Linked DNA regions of Mus musculus: regions 1 and 2 are each linked to region 3. Evidence: chromatin loops called from intact Hi-C (ENCODE). Cell type or tissue: heart. All regions are shown on one strand.

Evidence for each region. A loop is a pair of places that touch in the nucleus more often than their neighbours do. Peaks named below come from ENCODE experiments on the same cell type or tissue, not always from the same donor. Only the 100,000 strongest peaks of a DNase experiment are listed, where the experiment ranks them.
Region 1: it touches region 3 in a loop (3.0-fold over the local background); 5 of 42 quality-filtered maps call a loop at or near these places.
Region 2: a loop joins it to region 3, with 12 times the contacts of the local background. A loop is called at or near these places in 26 of 42 quality-filtered maps.

What each region holds. Positions count from the first base shown.
Region 1 is chr4:139,333,663-139,341,662 of GRCm38, forward strand. No RefSeq gene overlaps it. Among named protein-coding and RNA genes, the nearest start is that of Mrto4, 15 kb to the right of the region's middle. In heart, a CTCF peak has its summit at 3,626 (motif pointing left); a DNase peak (open chromatin) is centred at 3,619; H3K4me3 peaks cover 743 bases; H3K27ac peaks cover 1,615 bases; H3K27me3 peaks cover 1,959 bases.
Region 2 is chr4:139,075,282-139,083,281 of GRCm38, forward strand. Htr6 (5-hydroxytryptamine (serotonin) receptor 6) reads right to left here and starts at 289. Exons shown (of 4, transcript NM_001377096.1): 1 at 152-289; 2 at 1-48. Nbl1 (NBL1, DAN family BMP antagonist) reads right to left here. Exons shown (of 4, transcript NM_008675.2): 4 at 7,011-8,000. In heart, CTCF peaks have their summits at 856 (motif pointing left), 3,202 (motif pointing right) and 3,652 (motif pointing left); no DNase peak of the experiment used is centred here; H3K4me3 peaks cover 706 bases; H3K27ac peaks cover 449 bases; H3K27me3 peaks cover 5,308 bases.
Region 3 is chr4:138,918,130-138,926,129 of GRCm38, forward strand. No RefSeq gene overlaps it. Among named protein-coding and RNA genes, the nearest start is that of Otud3, 8.2 kb to the left of the region's middle. In heart, no CTCF peak of the experiment used is centred here; a DNase peak (open chromatin) is centred at 4,092; H3K4me3 peaks cover 238 bases; H3K27me3 peaks cover 1,685 bases.

The DNA.
Region 1 (8,000 bases), 420 kb after region 3:
TCCTCTCCTACTAGTCCCACTTTTACAAATCCCTCCACCCAGTTAAGAGTAACTGCTTTGTCCTGTACAGGTTAAGGTGTCTGTTTGTCCTTAAAGAATAAGTTTCTGTTAGTCCATGTTAAAATCCTTGCAAGTTACGATTTCTAGTTGTAATTAAGAACGCGTTCCTGTTTCTTAGATCCCATCTAAACTGAAAAACTCTTTTTCAACCTACACTAAACCTGGCAGCCTGTTCCCGTGATGTATATCCTTACCCTGTTCCTCTACTTTCATTGTATCTAACAATGTGTGACAGCCAACGCAATCTCTCCTATAAAAAGGACTTCAAGAGGCCAGCAGGGACTGCCCTCTCAAATCCTGATTTAGGGAGAGGCTACCAGACTGGCCAGTCCTGAGTACACCCCGAAATAAAGCTTGTTTTAATCAGACAGTTGTGGACTTGGTTTTTCTCAGTTTAACACTGAGAAGTCTCCAGTTTAACACAATGTTAATTTGTTGGGTTGAAGGACTTTTAGGCTATTTCTATGTTCTGGCGCATGCAGATTAAAAAAGCACTCTAAACCTGAGTGTGTATTGGGGTTTGTGTGAACACAGGTTTTTCTTTCCTTTGATTAAAACCAGGAAAATGCCCTAGCCCTTGAGACTGAGGCAGGCAGATCTCTGTATATTTGAAGCTAGCCTTGTCTGTGCAGCGAGCCCTCGTTGAAAATAATGGAACAGCCGGGCGTGGTGGCACACGCCTTTAATCCCAGCACTTAGGAGGCAGAGGCAGGCAGATTTCTGAGTTGGAGGCCAGCCTGGTCTACAAAGTGAGTTCCAAGACAACCAGAGCTATACAGAGAAACCTGTCTCGAAAAACCAAAACAAACAAACAAAACAAAACAAACAAAAAAAAGGAACAAGACGCAAAAGAATGAGTTTGCCAGAAACACTTCCACTAACGTTTTTTTGTTTATTTGGTTTTTTTTGGTTTCTTTTTTGAGGGTTTCTCTGTGTAGCCCTCACTGTCCTGGAACTCACTTTGTAGACCAGGCTGGCCTCGAACTCTCTGCCTGTCTCTGCCTCCCCAGTGCTGGGATTAAAGGTGTGCGCCACCCAGTGAGACTTTGCCGAGTCATTGTTGTTGACTTTATGTAAATAAATATCAATCGAGGACCTTGCTGAGCCATGAAGTACATAATCAACTTCAAAAGATCTGCACCAGTTATCTTCCATCCTTTATTTGCCTTTCTCCATTAAGTTTGTTACTTATTCACTTTCCATCTGGATCGCAGCCCCCCCCCGCCCCCCCCCCCCCCCCCCCGCGCCCCAGCCCCTTTGTGCACAGCCCCTCCCCCTACTGTTCTCCTCTGAGGAGGGTAGAATAGTCCAATTCTTGTGAAACAGAGGTTTAATCATAAACAGGAATGAGCCTAGTTTGTCCTTACTCTAAGATGGCTTTTAAGCCTAAGATGGAGGCAGGCTTTGACCTTTGCACATTGTGGCCTGTGCACATGCACTCAGATACACTAAATAAATAAGTGTGAAATAAACAAATAAATTAGTGCTGAGCACCCGGCAACAGTTTTGAACCTTCCTATACATGCAAACATTTCAGATGGCATATGTCTGTTGAAGACCATTCCTTGCTCTCCCTGACACCTATTGTCCCCAGTTTTAAGGGGTGACATCCAGTATTGCGAAATTTTGTTGCCTTTGTCCCTGTCTCCAAGCCCTCCAGAGTTTTTCTTAGATTTCCCTCTGCCTTTCCTCCTCCTCCCCCTACTCTTCCTCTTTGCTTAGAACGCAGAATCCCCCTGCCTCAGCAGCTGGAAGCACCTGCACACCTGGCTCCTACAGGTGTTTTTGGTCTCTTTCAGGGAGCGGCTTTCTTCAGCATCTAAGCCCTGAAGTGTGCCCCCTCTGAGCTCCCCAGCCAATGCGGAAGGCGCTTCGTCAAGTGGACTAGTGTTGTCACTCACGTGGCTTCTCTTGGAGTCTGGCACAGAGACTCAAGCTACTGTGGGAGGCACAGAGAGCCTTGTGCTCCTGATAAGCACTTAGGAGAAGCCGAATTGCTAGCACACAGGGGTGTTCATTCTAGAAAAGAAACGTATAACCTGTTATCTGCCAAGAAGCCTGGGAGCAGATGTGCATTCTAGGCTGGTGAACACTGTGTTATCTGTGTGATGGGGACTACACTGGCCCCTCTTTCAGCCTCCTTTTCCTCAGTCAACCAAGAAAGCTACAGAACCTACCTGTTTTTGGTTTTGTTTTGCTTTTTGAGATAGAGTTTCTCTGTGTAGTTCTGGCTGGCTGTCCTGGAACTCACTCTCAGTGGTGAGATTAAAGGTATATGGCATACTGCCCAGCTGCAGAACCTATCTTTATGGACAGTGTCACACATGGATCTTACAAAGGGTTGTTGTTTTTGTTTTTTGTTTTTTTTCCGAGACAGGGTTTCTCTGTGTATCCCTGGCTGTCTTGGAACTCACTCTGTAGACCAGGCTGGCCTCGAACTCAGAAATCTGCCTGCCTCTGCCTCCTAAGTGCTGAGATTAAAGGCATGCACCACCACAGAGAAATCCTGTCTTGAAAAACCAAAAAAAAAAAAAAAAAACCTTAAAAAAAAAAAAACAAGAAGAAGAAGGAGGAGGAAGAGGAGGAGGAGGAGGAGGAGGAGGTGGAGGGGATCCAAAGTCTTGCTGGGGATGTGCTGGGGTTCTGCTGACTGTAAAAACAGGGAACCCAGGCTGGCGAGATGGCTCAGTGGTTAAGAGCACTGACTGCTATTCTCAAGGTCCCGAATTCAAATCCCAGCAACGACATGGTAGCTCACAACCACCTGTAGTGAGATCTGACGCCCTCTTCTGGTGTGTCTGAAGACAACTACAGTGTACTTACATATAATAAAACAAACAAACAAACAAAACAAAAAACCCCAGGGAACCCATCAGATGAGGGTTCAGAGGCACGCACCTGCTAGGGACTAGTTGGGGAGAGTCTACACAGTTCGAGATTCCCAGTGTTCTCAATGCTCTAGACATAGGCTGGCCATATGGAATTTGGCGGAGCCAGGGTTGGTCTATTGTGAGAGGGTCCTGGGCCACTTTTCTGGAAGGGTGGAAACCGCAGAATTGTGTAAAGTCAGCCCGAGGAGCTTGTGGTTCTCAAGCTTGGGAGGACAAGGTGCGATCACAGCCCCAGGAGCCGGAAGAAGCTGTACTGGGGAAGAATCAGCTCTGATCACTGGGGGTGGGTGACAGGCATGACCGTTACCTTTGCAGCCGCTGCAGTCCAGCCCAATCCCCAGGGCCGCGTAGGATGGCCTCGGACTGACCGTCTGCATACCCGGAGGCGGTGTCTATCTTCGTGTGGCCGCGCTGCAGGAAGGCGCGCACTGACACCGCCCTGCAGGCTGCATCCAAGCTGCTCCCTGTCTCCATGACCCCCACACAGTGGCGGGTAGGTAGGGTCCGCGTCAGTATCTACTCCTAGGAGAAAGATGAAGACTATGAAAACTAAAGCCAGTAGCTGGCTGCTGTCACTCCCACAGGAGACAGGGCTCGCAGAGAAAGGGCAGGAAAGCTGGCCTGTACACAAAACTTCTGCAGAACTGAGAACCCTCTACAACAGCGCCACCTGGAGGTCGGTGGCAGGTGTCATGCGCTAGGTCGGAAGTTGCAGACACCTCTAGCTTCCTGCCTCTCTCTGGCCCATTCAGCTGCCCTGGGCTCTCTGTACCCTCCTAGAAGGAGTTTAGCAGGTGGGGTGAACCCTGGGGAGCTATCTCTGAATTGAGGTTTGCTGGGAGCTCTAGTCAGGGTCCCTGTGGAAGGATAGCAGAGAAGGTCAATTGGCCTTGACTTTTATTAATCCAGGAGAAGTTTCCCTCAAACTCAGGTAGTTTAGACTGTTCAGAGAATCGAGGGTGGAGCGAATCTCAAGAAGCAAACGTTCACTCCAGGCATCTTTAAGAACATTTATGCAGTAGGGACTTAGAATTTACACCAAATGAAGACTGTAACAAGACGTGGGGATAAATGGATAAGATTTTCTCACCATTAACCCTTTAAAAAGACAGTTGAAGTCAGGGCGGTGGTTCTTGCTTGCAATCCCTGTACTCTGGAGGCTGAGGCAGGAAGTTTGCCAGTAGTTCAAAGTCAGTGGGGTTATATAGCAAGCAGTAGACCAGCACGGACCAAATAGCACATGGTGTGGTGGTCTACCCCTGTGATTCCGGCACTCCAGAAACAGAGGAGGAGAATTGACTAAAGTTCAAGGCTGTTCTGGGCAACATAGGGACAACAGGTCTGCCAAGCCCATAGAACAAGACTGTTTCAAATGTCAAAATAGGGTTTGGATTATAGCTTAGCTGATTGGATGCTTGCCTAGTCCTGGGTTAAGGACCCAGTGAGTAAGGTAAATCTTTTCCTGATTCCATTTTGTGTTTGCTTAGACATTTGGTGTATGTGCTTGGCTGAGGAGCCAATGGGTCGAAGCTACCATCTGTGGGATTATGACTGAACGCCTCTAAGTCAGAATCCCGCCTCGGCGGAACTATACAGCGGCGCCGAAGGAGCCTCGGTTGGCCTCTGATAGCCGGGTCCCTGTCCGTCCCCGCGTCCTCCCAGCGGTGGCGCAGGGTCTCCCCCCGCCTGGCGTCGGGACCGGGGTCCGGTGCGGAGAGCCGTTCGTCTTGGGAAACGGGGTGCGGCCGGAAAGGGGGCCGCCCTCTCGCCAGTCACGTTGAACGCACGTTCGTGTGTGGAACCTGGGGCTAAACCATTCGTAGACGACCTGCAGTGGTTCTCACCCTTCCTAATGTTGTGGTGACCCCCTACCCTCAAATTATTTTTATTCCTACTCTATACCTGTAATTTTGCTACTGAAATGAATGTAAATATCTGATAAGCAGGATATCTGATAGGTGACCCCCATGAAAGGGTCTGTCAGCATCCCTAAAGGGGTGGCCACCCAAGAGCACCTGTAGCTTAGATGGTTCTCAACCTTCTTCCCCCTCAACAGTAATGTTGCCTGGCAACACATTTGAGCTTTCCATGATGTTGTAGATGGCCCACATATATTAACCAAAATAATTATTGTATATATAAACTTAAAATTAACTCAAGAAGTTACAAATAAAAAAGATAGCTGTCACATAATGTCTGAAATAATATGAAAAAAAAAGTTATGTTCTGCCAGAAATGAGTGTTTCAAGGTTACTCTGACCCTCATTTAACTTGGAATTAAATTATGGTCTTTGCTTTGAAAAAACACTGTAAGTCTGAGCTTTTATAAGTCTGAGTCATGAACTCATTCTTGGTCACTGGCCAATAAAAGACTCATATTCTTTCTTTCTTCCTTCCTTTCTTTCTTTCTTTCTTTCTCTCTTTCTTTCTTTCTTTCTTTCTTTCTTTCTTTCTTTCTTTCTTTCTTTCTTTCTTTTTTCTTTCTTCCTTCCTTCCTTCCTTCCTTCCTTCCTTTCTTTCTTTCTTTCTTTCTTTCTTTCTTTCTTTCTTTCTTTCTTTCTTTCTTTCTTTCTTTCTTTCTTTCTTTCTTTCTTTCCCTTCCTTCCTTCCTTCCTTTCTTTCTTTCTTTCTTTCTTTCTTTCTTTCTTTCTTTCTTTCTTTCTTTCTTTCTTTCTTTCTTTCTTTCTCTCTCTCTCTCTCTCTCTCTTTCTTTCTTTCTTATTTATTTATTTTACATATGCGAGTCCACTGTTACTCTTCAGACACACCAGTAGAAGGCATCAGATCCCATTACAGATGGATGTGAGCCACCATGTGGCTCTGGAAGAGCAGTCAATGCTCTTATCCACTGATCCATCTTTCCAACCTGGCTCATATATCTTTTTTTTTTTTTTTTCCCCGAGAAAGGGTTTCTCTGTGTAGCCCCAGCTGTCCTGGAACTCACTCTGTAGACCAGGCCGGCCTCCCAAGTGCTGGGATTAAAGGCGTGCACCACCACGGCCGGCTGATTGTCCAGATCTTATTAGATATTTTATTATTATTATTAATTATTAAGACCGGGTCTTGCTATCTAGTTCTGGCTGTCTGGGAACTCACAATGTCCACCAGATGCACAGATGTAGCCTCAAATGCACAGAGATCCACCTAAGGCAGTCTGGATCTTTAACCACATCACTCAATACCATAAACACTGCCTAAAATGCCTTACCTTGGACTCCAGCCTGCTATGGAGAGTGAATGGCAGTGCTTTGACTGAGCATGCAAAGTTGTTTTTTCCTTAAAAGATGTGGTATGCTAGTCTCCGCACTTGGGAGGCAAAAGGAGGTGGATCTGCATGAGCTTGAGGCCAGCCAAGGCTTCAGATCAAGATCGTATCTCAGAAACAAACGATCCAAGAGGTTTATTTCTCTGTGTTTCTGTGTGAGTATGCACACGAGCATGAGTATGTGTGTGTGCGTGCTGGGGGTGGGGGATACACAGAGGCCAGGAGAGGGAGTTGGATCTCTTGGAGCTGGAGTTACAGCTAATGTGTGCTATGCAGCGTGACTGCTGTGACCCAAACTCCAGTACTCATGACTGAGAAACAGGTTCTAAAAGCTGTTTGGTGGTGAATGCCTTTAATCCCAGCACTCAGGAGGCAGAGGGAGGTGGATATCTGTGAGTCTGAGACCAGCCTGGTCTATAGAGTGAGTTCCAGGACAGGCAGGGCTACAAGAAAAAGCACTGACTCAAACAAACAAACAAACAAACAAACAAACAAACAAACAAACAAACACCAAGGGCTGGAGAGATAGCTCAGCAGTTAAGACCACTGACTGCTCCTCCAGAGGTCCTGAGTTCAATTCCCAGCAAGCACATGGTGGCTCCCAACCATCTGTAATGGGATCTGATGCCCTCTTCTGGTGTGTCTGAAGACAGAGAGCAGGCTCAGTGGTTTCATTCACTCTCTCTTTCTCTCTCTCTTCTCTGTCTTTCTCTCTTTCATGACAAGGTTTCTCTGTATAGCCATGGCTATCCTGGAACTTGTCCTGTAGACCAGGCTGGCCTCAAACTCATAGACACCTGCCTCTGTTTTCCAGATGCTGGGATTAAAAGCATGTGCTACACACCACCACCCAGTTCAAGTTTTGTTTTTGTTTTTGTTTTGTTGTTTGTTTGTTTTGGTTTTTCGAGACAGGGTTTCTCTATGTAGCCCTGGCTGTCCTGGAACTCACTCTGTAGACCAGGCTGGCCTCAGACTCAGAAATCCACCTGCCTCTGCCTCCCAAGTGCTGGGATTAAAGGCGAGCGCCACCATGCCCAGCTCTTAGCGACCTTTTTGTTTGTTATTTGAGGCAGAGTTTGAGCCAGACTAGCCTGCAATTTGTCATCCTTCTGCTTCAGCCTCCTGAGAGGTTGGATTAGATGTGTGTGTCCCTGTACCCAGACATTGTGAAATTCTTTCACTTCCTTCCCCTCTGCCACCTCAGTTGCCGTGTCCCCAGGGCTCATTTCTGAGCATAAGCTGATACATTTGTTTTTTGTATTCTCTGTCTGGGAAGGAAAGGCCCAGGAAGCCAGCTCCTGCTTGAGGGTCCAGTGCTGGTGGTGTTGAAAAGACCAAAGGTGTAAGCAGCAAGCAGTATATATTATAAGCAGCAAGCAGTATATATTATAAGCAGCAAGCAGTATATATTATAAGCAGCAAGCAGTATATATTATAAGCAGCAAGCAGTATATATTATAAGCAGCAAGCAGTATATATTAGCTTTCCTTGTGTACCCCGCTTGACTCAAGCCCTATCTGTTGGAACTGTGTTGCTTACTGCTAGAACACTTGTCGAGCGTGCACAAGGCCTTGCATTTAATGCCCGGCAGGCACCTCAAAGCAAAACAGCAATGACAGAAACCCCCCTCCATATAGCCTTCTCTACTACAGTCTGTGATCCTACTGCCTGGGAGTAGAAACTGTGGCCTTGAACAGTTGTCCTCAAGTTCACACACTGTCTGGGGAATCAAGGCCTGGTGGCCTTCACCATGGTCACCCCCTTTAGTCTACACAGCATGCTTA
Region 2 (8,000 bases), 160 kb after region 3:
ACTGAAGGATCCCGGGTACCGGAGGCCGCGGACCGGGCCGGGCCAGACCTGGTGGGGGAGAGAGGGCTGGCAGAGGAGCGCAGCGCGGCGCGGCGCTCCGCCCTCCCGGCCGCGCCGGCTCGCCTGGCCGCCTCCCGCCCGCGCTCCCTACCTGGGCGCTCGCGGGTGATCCGCTGCCGGCGACTGCGGCAAGCGCCGCGGGGCTGGAGACTACAGGCAGCGGCTGGTGGCGCGGCGGGCATAGGGCTCCCGAGCCGGGGAGATGGTGCGCAGGAGCCCGCGACGCTTCAGCCACGCGCGGTCCCGGAGGCTCCGAGCGTGCGCCCCGCCCCGCCCCGCGGTGGGCGGGCAGAGTCGAGCCCCTCTTAGCTGGCGAGCGGGGTTGTGGTACCCTAGGCCTGGAGAAGGATGCTCCAAGCGCTCCCGGGCGCCCGCAGCCCCCACACCTTCGCCTGTGGCTCCCCTGCCCACATGTGGTGATGGCGCAGGCAGAAGTCAAGGAAGGGGGACGTGACCTGTATGTACCCGGAGACTGCTCCCCAATGGGGGTCGAGCCACTCACTGTAAGAATCACCGAGCTTTCAAGAGAAGTCAGCTGGGAAATACCGAGCAAGTCCTTTGAGATCCCTCTGAGCCTCAGCTGCTGGATCTATACAATGGGTAAATAATTTCTACCACACTTCACCTTTGGATCAACCCTGCCAGTTCTCTAACAACACTGAGTGATTTTGGTGAAGGTCCCCCTCCCTGACCTGTTGGCGCTCCAAGTCTCAGTGTGAGGGATTTGGGAATCTCCAAGCCATTGGAAGGGTAGTCACTGCAAACAGGGGTAGGGCCTAGCGCCTCCTAGTGATGACCAAGTTTTCTTCACACCTTGTAGGTACCAGGTACTGCTCTGGACCATCTATCTGGACACCACGACATTAGATGACGCTTCCCATCTGTGAACTTCCATTCTAGTGGAAGGAAATGGACAAGAAATGGGCAAAGGAAACGTAAAGTGGTCATTTCTATAGGAAAGGGGGGAGGAAGAAGAGGGAGGGGAGGAGGGAAAGGAGGAGGAGGAGAGAAAATGTACAGCAGTGTGAAGAGAACCTGACACGTATCTTTTTTGAAATGGAAATACCTCCCACTTAGAAGAGCCCACTGCGTTCATGGCCTTGGTTTGTCCTGGAATATCTCTACCCAGATTCCTACCCCCAACTATAAAGCCAGAATATACATGCCAGAAATATAAATACCAGGAAGAAGGTGTTACGCTGAGGCTCAGAGAGGTCAAGAGCCTCTACCGAGGTCTCCAGCACCAGGCAACCAAGGATCTGGTGGAACCGAGTTCCGCCAGGTGCTCAAGGCAGAAGGTGCTTAAGATGCCCGGTGTCCAAATCCGCAGATCAACGGTATCCACTCACACCCAAAGGTGGGTGAAGTCAGCCGCAGCACCCAAAAGACGGACCCTGTCTTTCACTCCACACTGTGAGGCCTGAGGAAACAGAAGGTCACCCCTGGATGGAGCGTCAGAGACCCACTTGCGATCCCAGCTCTGATGCTCAGTAGGTTCTGCGCATTCAGGGCCGGTGGCGGCTGATCCCTTGGCCTTCTTTTCTCTCCAGCCACAGTTAGCAGAATTCCGTGTCTGACTCACGGGGTGTCAGGGGAGATTAGATGACACTGTGTGCTCCAACAGCTTGACAGTCCTATGTCGGTGCTAGCTGTTGGCTTCTGTGTCTCTCACTGGCGTTTCATCCTGAGGTGCCTCTCATAGCCCTGGTGTGCCTAACACAGCAGCAGGAGATATGTTTGCAGCATGGGAATCAGGGCTTATCGTCATAATCTGTTACTTGATCTATAATGCTGGCAAAGGTTTCTCCTCCTCCTCCTCCTCCTCCTCCTCTTCCTCCTCCTCGTCCTCTTCTTCTTCTTCTTCTTCTTCTTCTTCTTCTTCTTCTTCTTCTTCTTCTTCTTCTTCTTCTTCTTCTTCTTCTTCTTCTTCTTCTTCTCCGTCTCCTTCTTCTTCTTCTTCTTTTATTTTTTCTCCTGCCTACGATTGTTTGCCTACATGTATGTCTGGTGCCTGTGGAGGCCAGAAGAGAGCATCGGATCCCCTGGGACTGGAGCTACAAATGGTTGTGAGCTGCCATGTGGGTGCTGGGAATTGAACACAGCTTCTCTGGAAAAGCAGCCAGTGTTCCTAACCACTGAGCCATCTCTGCAATCCTGTAGCAAAGGGTTTCTTTTGTTTTGGAATTGTGTGTGTGCCTGTGTGTGTGTGTGTGTGTGTGTGTGTGTGTGTGTGTGTGTGTGTATGGTGTATGTGTATAGTGAAGTGTGTGCCTCTGTGTGTGTGTGTGTGTGTGTGTATTGTGTGTGTATGGTGCAGTGTATGCCTGTGTGTCTGTGTGTGTATGGTGCAGTGTGTGCCTCTGTATGTGTGTGTGTGGTGCAGTGTGTGCCTCTGTGTGTGTATGTGTGCCTGTGTGTGTGTTGTGTGTGTATGTATTATGTGTGTGTGTGGTGCAGTGTATGCCTGTGTGTCTGTGTTTATGATACAATATGTGCCTGTGTGTGTGTGTGTGGTGCAGTGTGTGCCTCTGTGTGCCTCTGTGTGTGTGGTGCAGTGTGTGCCTCTGTGTGTGTGTGTGTGTGTGTGTGTGGTGCAGTGTGTGCCTCTGTGTGTGTGGTGCAGTGTGTGCATGTGTGTGTGTGTGTGTGTGTGTTGCAGTGTGTGTGCGTGTGTGTGTGTAAGAGGAGCGAGGACAACTTTCGGGCATTCTCTCCTATCAGATGGTACCAAGGATGGAGCTCAAACACAGGTCATCAGGTTTAACTGCAGGCGCCTTCCAGATCAGCTGTCTCCTCGGAATGGGTCTTGTTTGCATGTGTTTGGTTTGTTTGCTTGCTTGCTTGTTTTTCTGAGACAAGGTCTCATTATGTAGCCCAGGCTAGCCTCAGCTTTTCCATTTTCCAGCTCAGTTTTCTGAGGACTGGGTTAGCGGCATCACCACCATGCGGGGCTACAAAAGACTCTTCAGTTCTCCATGCTGTGATATCAGACAGCAGAGATGCAAATGGGATGGCCATTTGAGACTCTTCCTTGCAGCTTACAAAACATGACTGCTTTATTTATTTACTTACTTATTTATTTACTTACTTTTATGTATATGGCTGTTTTGCCTGTAGGAATATATGTACACTGCATAATGTAGTGTTCAGGAAGGCCAGAAGAGGGCATCAGATTCCCTGGAACTGGACAGGTTTGAGCCACCATGTGGTCCCTAGGAACTGAACTTCGGTAAGAGCAGCCCTTAACTACTAAATGCTTCTGTAAGTGCTCTTAACTACTAAGCCACCTTCTCTCCAGCCCCTAAAAACATGATCATTTTAACACTTGCTAATCCCAGGTGACCAATTCTTCACGCATGTTTGTTATATTACGATCTGCACTATGCTATAATTAAAAAGTTTCTTTTCAGCCGGAAAAGTGATGGCCCACACCTTTAATCCCAGCACTCAGGAGGCAGAGGGAGGCAGATCTTTGAGTTCAAGACTATCTTGGTCTATAGCCAGGGCAAGAGAAACCCTGACTTAAAAAATGAAAAAAGAAAAAGAAGTGAGTTTATATTTAAGACTGGCCCTGGGGGCCACCTTGTGGTCACACTGTTAATACCTGGAACTTAAGGACGTTCTTCATTTGTCCTTTGTGTCCTGGAATGGATGGTAAAGCGGAGGCCTCCCTAGCGACCACAGGTGCAAAGGGACTTTTGAGAATGTTTAACCCTTTCTTAGCTGCACCCAGCCATGGTGAGCTGCCTCTCTCTAGGAGGGAGGCAGGCAGTAATGCCACCTTGGATAATAGACCAACTATCTCAGGAAGTCAGACGCCTGCTGCACTCTCCATTCCCGGAGACACAGAGGACCAAGACAGCTCCCCACTACACCGAGGGGAAAGCCAAGAGCTGTGCAGGTTGTGAGTCCTGCTGGAAGCTGCTCTTGCTGAAGGTGCTGGGAGACCACACAGGCAGGTCTTGGGTTTTGTTCACTATTAAACCGTAACGAGCACAGTCTAGTTGCTTTTTTTTTTAATTTATTTATTTTTATTTTATGTGCATTGGTGTTTGAGGGCGTCAGGTTCCCTGAAACTGGAGTTGCAGACAGTTGTGAGCTGCCGCGTCGTTGCTGGGAATTGAACTGAGGATCTCTAGAAGAGCAGCCAGTGCTCTTAACCGCTGAGCCATCTATTTTGGCCCAAAGTCTGGGTTCTTAATACATTGCTGTCTAATGAGAGAATGAATAAGCAGACAAATCATCCATGCAGCTGCTCAAAATGTGGGCCTGTCACTCATTCTCCATGATCACAGCAGCTGATGCTTCCTGAGGTATGACCTAATGCCCGTCACTGCTCCCAGCTGGCCGTGTGCACTAGCTCACAGCAAGCCTACCGTCACCCTGAGAGCAGACTTGACCGTGAGCAATAGTTCCCACTCTGTGATCTCTCGAGAATCGAAGTCACGAAGTGACCTTGCCAGGATTTGAACCCAGGTGGTGCAGATCTGCCCAGAGGCCAGGAGCAGGGGAAGGACCATTTGCTAGCCGGTCCCAAACAAGACTGGGAAGCCAGCTCTAGCGAGGCAGCCATCTTGTCTCGATTGCTAATCTGTAAAGATGCTAAAGCCCTCACTGCTTGTGCAAAGGGGTGAGGAGCTGCTGTGTTCTCTTATTGGCTTAGTTCATGCTTGGTGGAGGCAAAACTCTAAAATCACTACCCCATACATATATATATACATACATACATACATACATACATACATACATACATACATACATACACACATACACACACACATACACACATACACACACACACACACATACATACATACTACATACATGCACATATACATGTATGTACATGTACATGTACATATACATGTATGTACACAAATACTTCGAGTGGATGCAGCTCGTGAGATTTCTCAAATTCTATTTTCTGCAAATTTGATGGCACATACCTGTAACCCCAGGACCTTTGAGACTGAGGCTGGAGGACCACAAGTTTAAATCAACACTAGGCTCTAGAACGACATCTTCCCAAAGACAGAGAATAGGGTCAACCCATTCGTAGAGTGCTTGCCTCAATGCATGAAGGCTTGGCTTCCATCCCCAGCGCTAGATAAATCGGGCATGGTGGCACACCGCTGTAGTATCAGCACTCCAAAAATAGAGGCAAGAGAGTCACAGTCGTAACCTGCCTAGGCTAAAGACCTGGTCACACACACACACACACACACACACACACACACACACACACACACACACTGATGTTGGGGACGGGGAAGGTAAGATGGCAGGTAAGGGCATTTCCCACCAAGCCTGATAATCTTTCAATATCTTGTGCCCCCATGATGGAGAGAACCAACTCCCAAAAGTTTTCTGACCTCTACATGGACACAATGGCAAACATGTGGCTACATGCGGGTGCACATACACACATAAACCTGGTGTGGTGGCACAGGTTCCAGGTCTGGGGAGGTGGAAACTGGGAGTCCTGGTACTCAGTGACCAACTATCCTGGCCTACTTGCTAAGTTCTATCTAGGTCAATAAGAGACTTTGTCCCCGGCCGAGCGGTGGCAGTGCACACCTTTAATCCCAGCACTCAGGAGGCAGAGGCAGGTGGTTTTCTGAGTTCGAGGCCAGCCTGGTCTACAAAGTGAGTTCCAGAACAGCCAGAGCTATACAGAGAAACCCTGTCTCAAAAAAACAACAACAACCAAAAAAAAAAGAGAGAGAGAGAGAGAGAGAGAGAGAGAGAGACTTTGTCCCCAAATCAAGGTGAATGGCATCTGAGAAATGACACTCACAGTTGTCTTCTGGCCTGTGCATGTCGCTGTGCACCCCCAGGTGCATACGCACAAAATTTTTTTTTCATCCCTGAGATCTGGGTCCTCTCCCTGGCAAGACGTCCACATCCCACCAGAGGTTGATTTTCCTTAGGTCCCTATCTCTCTCAGCTGGCCTAGCCTCTCCAACCGCACTGCCCCTAGAAAATTGCTGGCCGTTGTACCGGTGCCACCGGCCAGCCGTCCTGCTGCCTTCAGGCCTTTGGTCTCCAGCTTCTCTTTTCCCATTTACCCTAAGTCGTTCTGACACCTAGCTCCGCAGAGCCTACGTTCCCATCTCCGGCTGCCATTCAGGGTGTGCCAGCAGCCTGTCAGTAGTCTCTCCACTGCATGTCTCCCCACTGTCTCCGTGAATTATCTTTCCACAAGCTAAGAAGCTCCCTAGAGAAAGACAGCTGCTGGCAAGACAGCTCTCAGACCCGAGGCACGGGGCTTCAGAGGTACAGCGCTGGGGACCTCTAGGAGCAAATTCATTGCTGGTGATGCCGGTGACTGCCACGTTGAAGTGACATCGGGAGACCTGTGAGCTGCTGCGGGTCAAGTTGACACCCACAGCCTAAATGGAGAGCACTCTGAAGAGAAAAGGAGCGAGTTCCACTGCAAGCTGCTGAATGAATGCTCATGCCAAACTTGGCATGGATGCTGGCCCAGATTGTCTGGGGTTGATTCTTGGTGGCATTTAACAAGATGGCCCTGGAGAGATGACTAAGTTCTCTGCACCAAGCAAAAAAAAAAAAAAGGACAGGATCCAAATGGCTGGGTAAGATGATCTATTCTGTGCGAACTTTCTAGCGCATGGGTACAACCTTATATTCATTTGTAATCGTTGATTTGGGGGTTCATCTGTTTCATCTTTTTCTGGGGCTTGGCCCAGGCTGGTGACAAGTACCAAGGCTCATGCTGGGTCACTGAGAGCAAAGAGATGGCGAGAGAGATCCCAAGGGATCAAGTGTCCAGATCTAGTTGGCTAGGTCCAGCCACGTGTAAGCAAGGCAGAAATGCAGACACAAACCCAAGAGAGGAGGTGACCCGCACTGCCCAGACCAAACCCAGCCTCCATCCCTGGGCCCACAACCAGCTTGGATTCAGAGAGCCAGTCCACGAGGAAGAGAATAGAGGCATTGAAGGTATTTATTCATGAAAACACTCGGGTCCAGGGGAGATGGCTACTAGTTACAAGCTCTAAGGCTCTCGTCGAACAGCCACGGGCCGGGGCACCCCCAGGGAGGTGAGCTGGCATCCCCTGGACACAAACAATGGTACCAGCATATCAGGGGACAGAGGGCCCTTCCTTGCCACCTGCCCTGCCCTAGGGTTAAAGTGCAGCTGGGAAGGAGGAGTGGCTAGACTAGGGAGCTAGAGAAAGCTGAGGTCAGTGGGGGCCCTATGCAGGGGCCTCCTGTCCACTATGGTCCCAGGTGATGGAGATGGACCATCACCTCTTTCAGAAAGACCGGCCCCAAAGACAGCAGGGCTGGCTGCAGCTACTTCCCTAAAGGGTCCAGAACACGGGGAGCAGAGAGCTAAGATCTCCAGAGGGAGAGATGGGAGGGATCTTCTTTCTTCTTCAGTGACACTCTGGCACTTGAGTCAGCAGGGTCCTGCCCCAGCCTGACTCCTAAGCCACTCCATTGAAGGGGTTACTTCCCTGGCACTGGGGAGTGAGGGAGGTCGTTAGGGAAACCTATGGGACTGGAGCTTCCGACCTCTGCAAGCGGTCTTCCCACATAGGTCCTTCAGCAAAGGACTTGATTCCCACTCTGGACCCATCACTGGGGATCCTGCCCCCATCAGTTGTGTGGGTCCTGGCCTGGGCCTGCCCTGTTTGAGGATCTCACTCATCCTCAGCAGCTCAGCCCATTTCCTCTCTATCCCGGGTGGGGGTGGGGGGCTCATCTCTCTAGAAGGCCGAAAGGAAAGACCACACTTCACCTTCCAAAAGAAAAGTCCTGCGGATGTCTGTCTGCTTCCTCCCCCATCTTGCATATATTAAATTGTGCAGCTTGGCTCCAGCCCCTCCCTTCAGATCTCCATGACAACCAGGCAGCATTCCAAGTCCATCCAGTGCCAAAGGGGGAGGGGGGCTTCTGCCTATCCCCTCCCT
Region 3 (8,000 bases):
GCATGTGTTCCCCTCTCTATGTGACTGTGGCTGTGATGTGACCAGTTGCTTCAAGCTTCTGCCTTAACTCCCCTGAAGTGATAGACTGTCACCTGGGATGGACTGTAACGTATTCCTCCCTTAAGTTGCGGTGCTAGGGTTGGTCTGCTGCTGCTCTGTATTCAAATGCAAAACCTGGCCCTCTAGATCCCCTTGCCCCTATGAGCAGATCCTCACATACACTTAGTGATGATATTTAAACCCTGCTCCCCAATTAAAGCTATCGGTTAAAATTAAGTGGCTACAGCCAATTTGGGGAGACAAGAAGACGCGGAGTTTCAGTTACTGGGCTGGGTCACAGTAAGGGACCACGAAGAGGAGGTAGACAGAGGGAGCAGAGGTCTCCATTAGACGTGATAGACAAGGGACACATGCCTGAGTGAAATGTTCCCCCCAGGACAGACTGCTGGAGAAGAAGTAACCCGGGCTAGATTCAAACAGCAAGTGTTTGGGGAGCACAGATGGGAATTAACAGTCTAGCAAATAGAAATATAGATTAGGGGTAATCTACCAGTAATTGTACAAGAGCTGATTAAATAATCTATAGGACTTTGCTTCTGTTATTGGGGGAGCTGGCTCTGCCACATTAATAATTAATTAATAGGGTTTACTAAAATTCATTTACAATGCTGTCTTAGTCAGGGTTTCTATTCCTGCACAAACATCACGACCAAGAAGCAAGTTGAGAAGGAAAGGGTTTATTCAGCTTACACTTTCCACATTGCTGTTCATCACCAAAGGAAGTCAGGACTGGAACTCAAGCAGGTCAGGAAGCAGGAGCTGATGCAGAGGCCATGGAGGGATGTTTCTTATTGGCTTGCTCACCCTGCTTTCTTATAGAACTCAAAACTACCAGCCCAGAGATGGTATCACCCACAAGGGGTCCTCCCACCTTGATCACTAATTGAGAAAATGCCTTACAGTTGGATCTCATGGAGGCATTTCCCCAACTGAAGCTCCTTTCTCTGTGATAACTCCAGCCTGTGTCAAGTTGACACAAAACTAGCCAGTACAAATGCTTTTTGTCTGAGTATTTTATCACAGCAACAGGAATAAAGCTGAACTCTGTGGATGAGGGGGTGTCGACCCTGACAGCTCGTCACCCTTCCTAAAGAAGAACATGCCCTGTATTTGAAGACTGTATCCGAGAATGTATCCTTGATGTGCAAGCACAGTTAGAAACAACCTCTGTGCACGTCATCGGGATCTCCACGTCTCCTGCTTCGGAACAGTCACCCAATACTGTACAACATTTAAAAGGAGGAGGCCAGGGGAAAATAAAGACCAGCTCACGTGAGCAGCTCTCCTCCACACAGCGTATGGCAGAAGGAGCCATTCCGTGTTGTCTGTATGCGAACCACAGTCACCAACATAAAGGACTCAACATCCCAGGCAGAATTGGTTACCATTTGATCTCTCCACAACGGCCATTCTGACTAGAGTGAGCTGGGTTATCAACGTGTGGTTTTGGTTTGGGTTTTAACTTTAGGTATGTGAGTACCCTGTTGCTATCTTCAGACACACCGGAAAAGGGTAACAGATCCCATTACAGATGGTTGTGAGCCACCGTGTGGTTGCTGAGAATTGAACTCAGGACCTCTGGAAGAGCAGTCAGTGCCCTTAACCACTGAGCCATCTCTCCAGCCCCTTGTTTTGTTCCGTTTTGTCTATTTGTTTGTTTGTTTGTTTGTTTTGTATAGCCCAGATGTCCAGAGATGTTGAACATTTTCTTGTGTTTATTCATCATTTATACTTCATCACTGCAGATCTCCATGCCCATTCATATTAACTGTGCTACTTGATTTTTTTTCCAGGTGTTTAGGTTGTTTTTTTTTTAATTCTTCGTATGTCTTAGGTATTAATCATCTGTCTGATATACAGCTAACCAAAATACCCTGCAGTTCTGTGAGCTGTCTCTTCACAAGGGGCTGATAGGAAACGGCGGTGGGGGGGCCTGGGAAGGGATGGGGAGATGGGCTATGGGGGGATGCTCAAGCACGTTACATACTTAGATGCAAACACACACACCTGCAGACTGAAAGATGGAAGACATGGTTTGGAAAAAGCACACTGGCAAGGGAGGTTAGAATGAAAAAGGCCCTGCCTTTATTTTTAAATTTTTTTCCCACAAGAATCCAGTGGGAGCCGGGCGTGGTGGCGCATGCCTTTAATCTCAGCACTCGGGAGGCAGAGGCAGGCGGATTTCTGAGTCCGAGGCCAGCCTGGTCTACAGAGTGAGTTCCAGGACAGCCAGGGCTACTACACAGAGAAACCCTGTCTCAAACAAACAAACAAACAAACAAACAAAAGAATCCAGGGGGTTCAAGTGTTGAGTGTGTCATTATAATTTATTATTTATTGTCTTTTTTTCTAGTATCAAAATATATCCTTTCAAACTGAAGCCTTACAGAGCTGTGTGTGTGTGTGTGTGTGTGTGTGTGTGTGCGCGCGTGCACGTGCACTGTGATCAACGGACATGACTCATGGTATGTTTATCACTTTCTTCTAGAAACGGGCAAGACCATAGGGGTTTGGGCACAGTGTTCTTTCCATACCACCCTTGGATCAATCTTGATGGTCCCATCTGTTTGTTCTTGTCATGAAGGCAGACACCCTAAGCAGAGTTAAACATCAACTTAGCCGCATCCGACTGCCACAGGCTGTGCCTCTCTGGAGAGCTTAAGTAAATGGCATCTCACTCTGTCTGGTGGGCACAGGGAACAAATTATGTATCACTAATCAGCCAGGCCATGGGGCACCCTCGTGCCTACCACCCAGACATGCTCCATCAGTGACCCTGGCACAGGACGGAACTCTGTCTGGCAGCCTCTCTAAAAAGGCTGCCCAGGCTGTAGAGTTCAGAGTACTACTACAGCTGGGATTTTGCTTTCAGGATTTTGAACCTGAAGCTGCAAATATTTAACAGGTAATTATTGATGACAATCTTCTAGTGGGCCTCTATTGATGACAGCGAAGCATGACATTCAATGAAAACTGTGTGTGTGTGCGCGCGCACGGGTAAATGTGTGTTTCTGCTTCTATTTTGTAGAGATGGTTGCAGGCTTGTACATGTCCACACAACATGCAATTTTCAATTCCCCTTTCTGTTTTCATCTTTTGTACCCGCGTGTGTATGTGTGCGCACTTGCTCCTGTATGTAGAGGCCAGGAGTCAGCACTAGGAGGCTTCCTCAGCCGCTCGCTCTCTGCCTTACTATTAGAGCCAGGGACTCTTACTGAACCGGGAGCGCACAGATCCAGCTAAGCTGGGTCTCCCTGTCCCTACCTCCCCCACGCTTGGCTTACACATTTAGTAACAACACTTAGCTTTACATGGGTGCTGAGGCTAGAACTCCATCCCGATGCTCACACCACTGATACCCCTGTACCGATGGAGCCCCTCCTCTTTCTCCTCTGCAGGTGGTGGTGCTGGAGCCTTTGAGCCTGTCAGTCCCACTTGACCTCTGTGACCTTGCCCTCATCTTCAGGATGCCTACAACCCCTTGTCTCACCCACTTAACATACAGAGGAATGGAAGGATGGAGGCCGGTCCCTTCCCATTTCTGCCCCTCAGGAGCTGTCAGCACAGCAGAGCTTACACAGTCTCTCACAGCTCCACAGACTACCTCTCCGCTTTCCTATAAACCTGATAGCCCGTATACTAAATTATTTATAAATGCAAACAAAGAATTTAATATCCATTATTACTTTCTCCAGCAAACTGCTCCCAGGGGGAATTAAGACACGTTAGTTTCTGTTGGTGGGTGACCCTCCCTTGATTTCATCAGACCACCTCCCGGGCTGAATGGGGAAAGGGGTGGAGGGGGCGGGGCTTGCTCATGCTTCTTCGATAACTTGATGGCCCCTGAGCCTCAGGCTTATCTTTTACGACTCCGCAGCAATTTCTTTGTTTGGCATCCCATCCCTGTGCCAGAATCTAATTGCCTACGGAGTTTGCTGTAATCCTCACGCTGCATAAACTTGTGACTGCTTCATCCTCCTCTGTGCCTAGCACCACGACCACACCCACTCTGGCACGTTCGGAGCCAGTCAGGCAAGCAGAAAGCGATGCCTGTCGGTCCCGCAGAGCCCACAAGGGGGCAGCAGAGAGACGCGCTGTGATTGAAGCATTTCAGCCAGCTTAATCTAACAAACTAAGCAAACAAACTAAGCAGCACACTGCTGCTGGTTCTCCCACCAGAAGAGCTGGGCTCTGAGTTAGGCATGTGAGCCACTTTGCAGGTAAAGCGGCAGCGCAGAAAGCAGCCAGTGACCTCCCATCTCCCTCACCTGAGTAGTCCCTGGGGCCTGCAATCATGACCGCTAAGGTTTTCAAACCTCAAATTATGATACATAATGTCCAAAAATGACATTAAGGAGTAAAAGGGACAAAAAAGTGGCCTATAGTCACACTCTCAGAGGCAATCATTGCTGCTGTTTGCTGTGTTATACTTAGCCCTTAGATATTGTTGATCGCCATGTACACACACACACACGCACGCACGCACGCACGCACGCATGCTTCTATCAGGGCTTTTCCTTGTAGCTCAGGCTGACCAGAAACTCACTATGTAACCTGGGATGATCTCTAATCCATGGTCAATCCTCCTGCCTCAGCCTCCCGAGTGCTGTGATTACGGACTTGACCCACCTTGATGCCCATCTGTACCTTACCTAGATGATAGTTTATGTGCTTTAACTGCCTACCTTCTCTTCACGCTTAACATCAGACACTTGAAAATACAAAATAGCCGGGTGTGGTGGCGCACGCCTTTAATCCCAGCACTTGGGAGACAGAGGCAGGCGGATTTCTGAGTTCAAGGCCAGCCTGGTCTACAGAGTGAGTTCCAGGACAGCCAGAGCTACACAGAGAAACCCTGTCTTGAAACAAAATCAAACAAAAACTAAACAAAAGAAAAAGAAAATGCAAAATGAAGATAGTACTCTCTCTACATGGGCATGTTGTGTCCTTAAAGCCTGACGTTTTGAATACATGCAGAAACACTTGAGACGTCCAAGAGACTGACAGGAAATCCTTTATGTCCTTCTTATTGCCAGAAATGCCCTCACACAAACCCAGCATTCACTGTGGCAGGGTGTGCATCTCCAGACAGTATAGGAGACCAAATTGGATATTATCTTCTCTGACCTTTGTTGCTGTCTAAACAGTGTGCAGATAGTTTCTTTTATCCATGTTAACACATGTGACTTATGCTCATCTGTATAAAACAGGGTTTTACTATATATCCATGGCTACACCCGCACTAAGAGGCCCCACGGGCAGGTTTAGAGCAGAATGATCAAGTCTGAGGAAGAAAAAGCTGAAAGCTGGTGTGTTAGAAAAACTGCAACAGGTGCACAGGTGCATGCCTGCAATCCCAGCAGTCGGGAGGCAGCGGCAGGGCGAGGACCAGAAAGTCAAGGCCGGCCTCAGTTTCATAGTGGATTCAAAGAAAATCTGAGCTACATGAGACCTTGTATCAGAAGAAGAGGAGGAGGAGGAGAAAGAAGAGGAGAAGAAGGAGGAGGAGGGGAAGGGGGGGAAGGGGAGAGGGACGGGGAGAGGAGGGGAGGGGGAGGAGGAGGAGGGGGAGGGGACGTCACTTCTAAGGCACCGTCCAGACCATGCAGGAGGAGGGAGAAAGAGCACTGAAAGAAGCCTCCGGAAGACCCAGTTTCCATTCCTAAATGTGAGCACGGGGGTCGCCCCATCTACAGGAGACACGTGATTCCAGAGGAGGCCCGAGACTGCAGACAGCACTCACGATACATCTTCCTGATGTCCTCAGTATTCTTGCCCTTGGGACCGTTAGTACATTAATTAATTAAGGGTGAGCTGAATGCAGTCCTGAGGTATCTTTACAGTTGCTGTGATAATCACGAGGGCAGCTGAGTGACAGATGGGTGGAGACCGTTGTATAACCCAACATGCCAGGCAGAGGCATGATTCAAGTGCAGGCGGGATGGAGCAGGATGGCACCGGCCTTTATGACCCTGCTCAGGTAGGTGCGGGGCTGGAAATTTACACATCGTCCATTTCTGGAACTGTTCCCTTAATGTTTCCAGTCTGGGACTATCCTCAAGCAAGTGGGCATTCTCTTTAAAGTTCCCAGGTACAAAACTCTAAACTCTGAGATAAGCATCTCCCAAGGAAGGGAGACCTAAGATTTCTATCACTTAGTAACACAGTTATCTAACCCCTCACTATGTAGATATAGATTACATACAGACATAGATACCCAAGATAAAGCTAAGCCACACAGTTTGTGTATATATATATATATGTGTGTGTGTGTGTATGTGTGTATATATCTATATATACATATATATGTATGTGTGTATATATCTATATATGTATATATACATATATACACACACATATGTGTATATATACATATATACACACACACATATATGTATATATATACATATATGCACACACACATATATATGTATATATATATACAATTTGTGGAGTTTGCCTAGAAGAAAGCGATCATGCCCAAAGTGATTCCTTTGGAGCAGATAGGACCCTTGCTGCTCTCCCAGAGGACCAGAGGTCCGTTCCCAGCACCCACATTGAGAAGTTCACACTCACCTGTAACTCCAGCTCCAGGGCAGCCAACATCCTCTTCTGCCTCCCAGACACATGCACACACATGCATGTGCTCACACATGCACACATTTGCACCTACAAAGTTAAATAAGAAAAGAACTCTTTTAAAAAGCATAAAATCCTGCTGGAGAGACAGCGCAGTGGTTGGGGGCACTGGGTGTTCTTCCAGAGGACCTGGGTGTGATTCCCAGCACCTACACAGTGGCCCACAGCCATCCGTAACTCCAGTTCCGGGGGTTCTGACACCCTCTTATAGTCAGGCATACACCTGTGTGCACTGACATACATGCAGATGGCATAACTATGTGCATAAATTAATAAATAATTTTTTTAAAATCACGAATTCACAGGGCAGTGGTGAATTCCACTAATTCCAGCACTCATGAAGCAGAGGCAGGTGGATCTCTATGAGTTTAAGGCTGGCCTGGTCTAGAGAGAGAGTTCCAGGACAGCCAGGGTTACACAGAGAAACCCTGTCTCAAAAAAACAAAATAAGGACTGGCAAAATGGCTCAGCGGTTAAGAGCTCTGACTGTTCTCCCAAAGGTCCTGAGTTCAAGTTCCAGCAACCACATGGTGGCTCACAACCATCTGTAATGAGATCTGACTCCCTCTTCTAATGCATCTGAAAACAGCAGCAGTGCACTTACATATAATAAATAAACAAATAAATAAATAAATAAATAAATAAATAAATCTTTAAAAAAACAAAAGAAAGAAAAAAGAAAGAAAGAGAGAAAGAAAGAAAGAAAGAAAGAAAGAAAGAAAGAAAGAAAGAAAGAAAGGGAAATCACAAAACCAGTGAATATATTTAATTAAACTCATAAAATTAGCCTTTTGACAGATCTGCTGGGGTTGCCCCACTTTTCTTGTGTAAAATACATTGTCCTTGAAAGGTGCCTATATATGCCATTATATGCCATTCAACTCAATAGCTGGAACCAAAGCCATCACTGGAGTGTTTAGGATCACAGGAAAGGCTGGAAATAAGCCAAGTGTCTTCCCTTGGGGAAATTTCAAATAAACTCTGTTCTATCTGCTGAAGAGGAACCATTCAAGCCATAGCGGTTCACGTGGGCAGTCTCCTTGAAGATAGCAGCTAGATTAGATTAAAATGGAATGCCCTGTGCAGCAAGTTGTTGAATGGGGAGGAGGGAGAGGAGGAGAAGGAAGAGGAGGAAGAGGAGAACTTTGCAAAGGAAAAGGGCAGAGACAGACAGAGACCGGTGAGCAGCCCCTGGATTTCGCACCCTTGGTCAGCTGGTGAACCCGTGTACAGCCGAGACAGATTTCGCACCCATGGTCAGCTGGTTGCACTGGAGCGGGTGAGCAGCCCTTGGGCCTCCG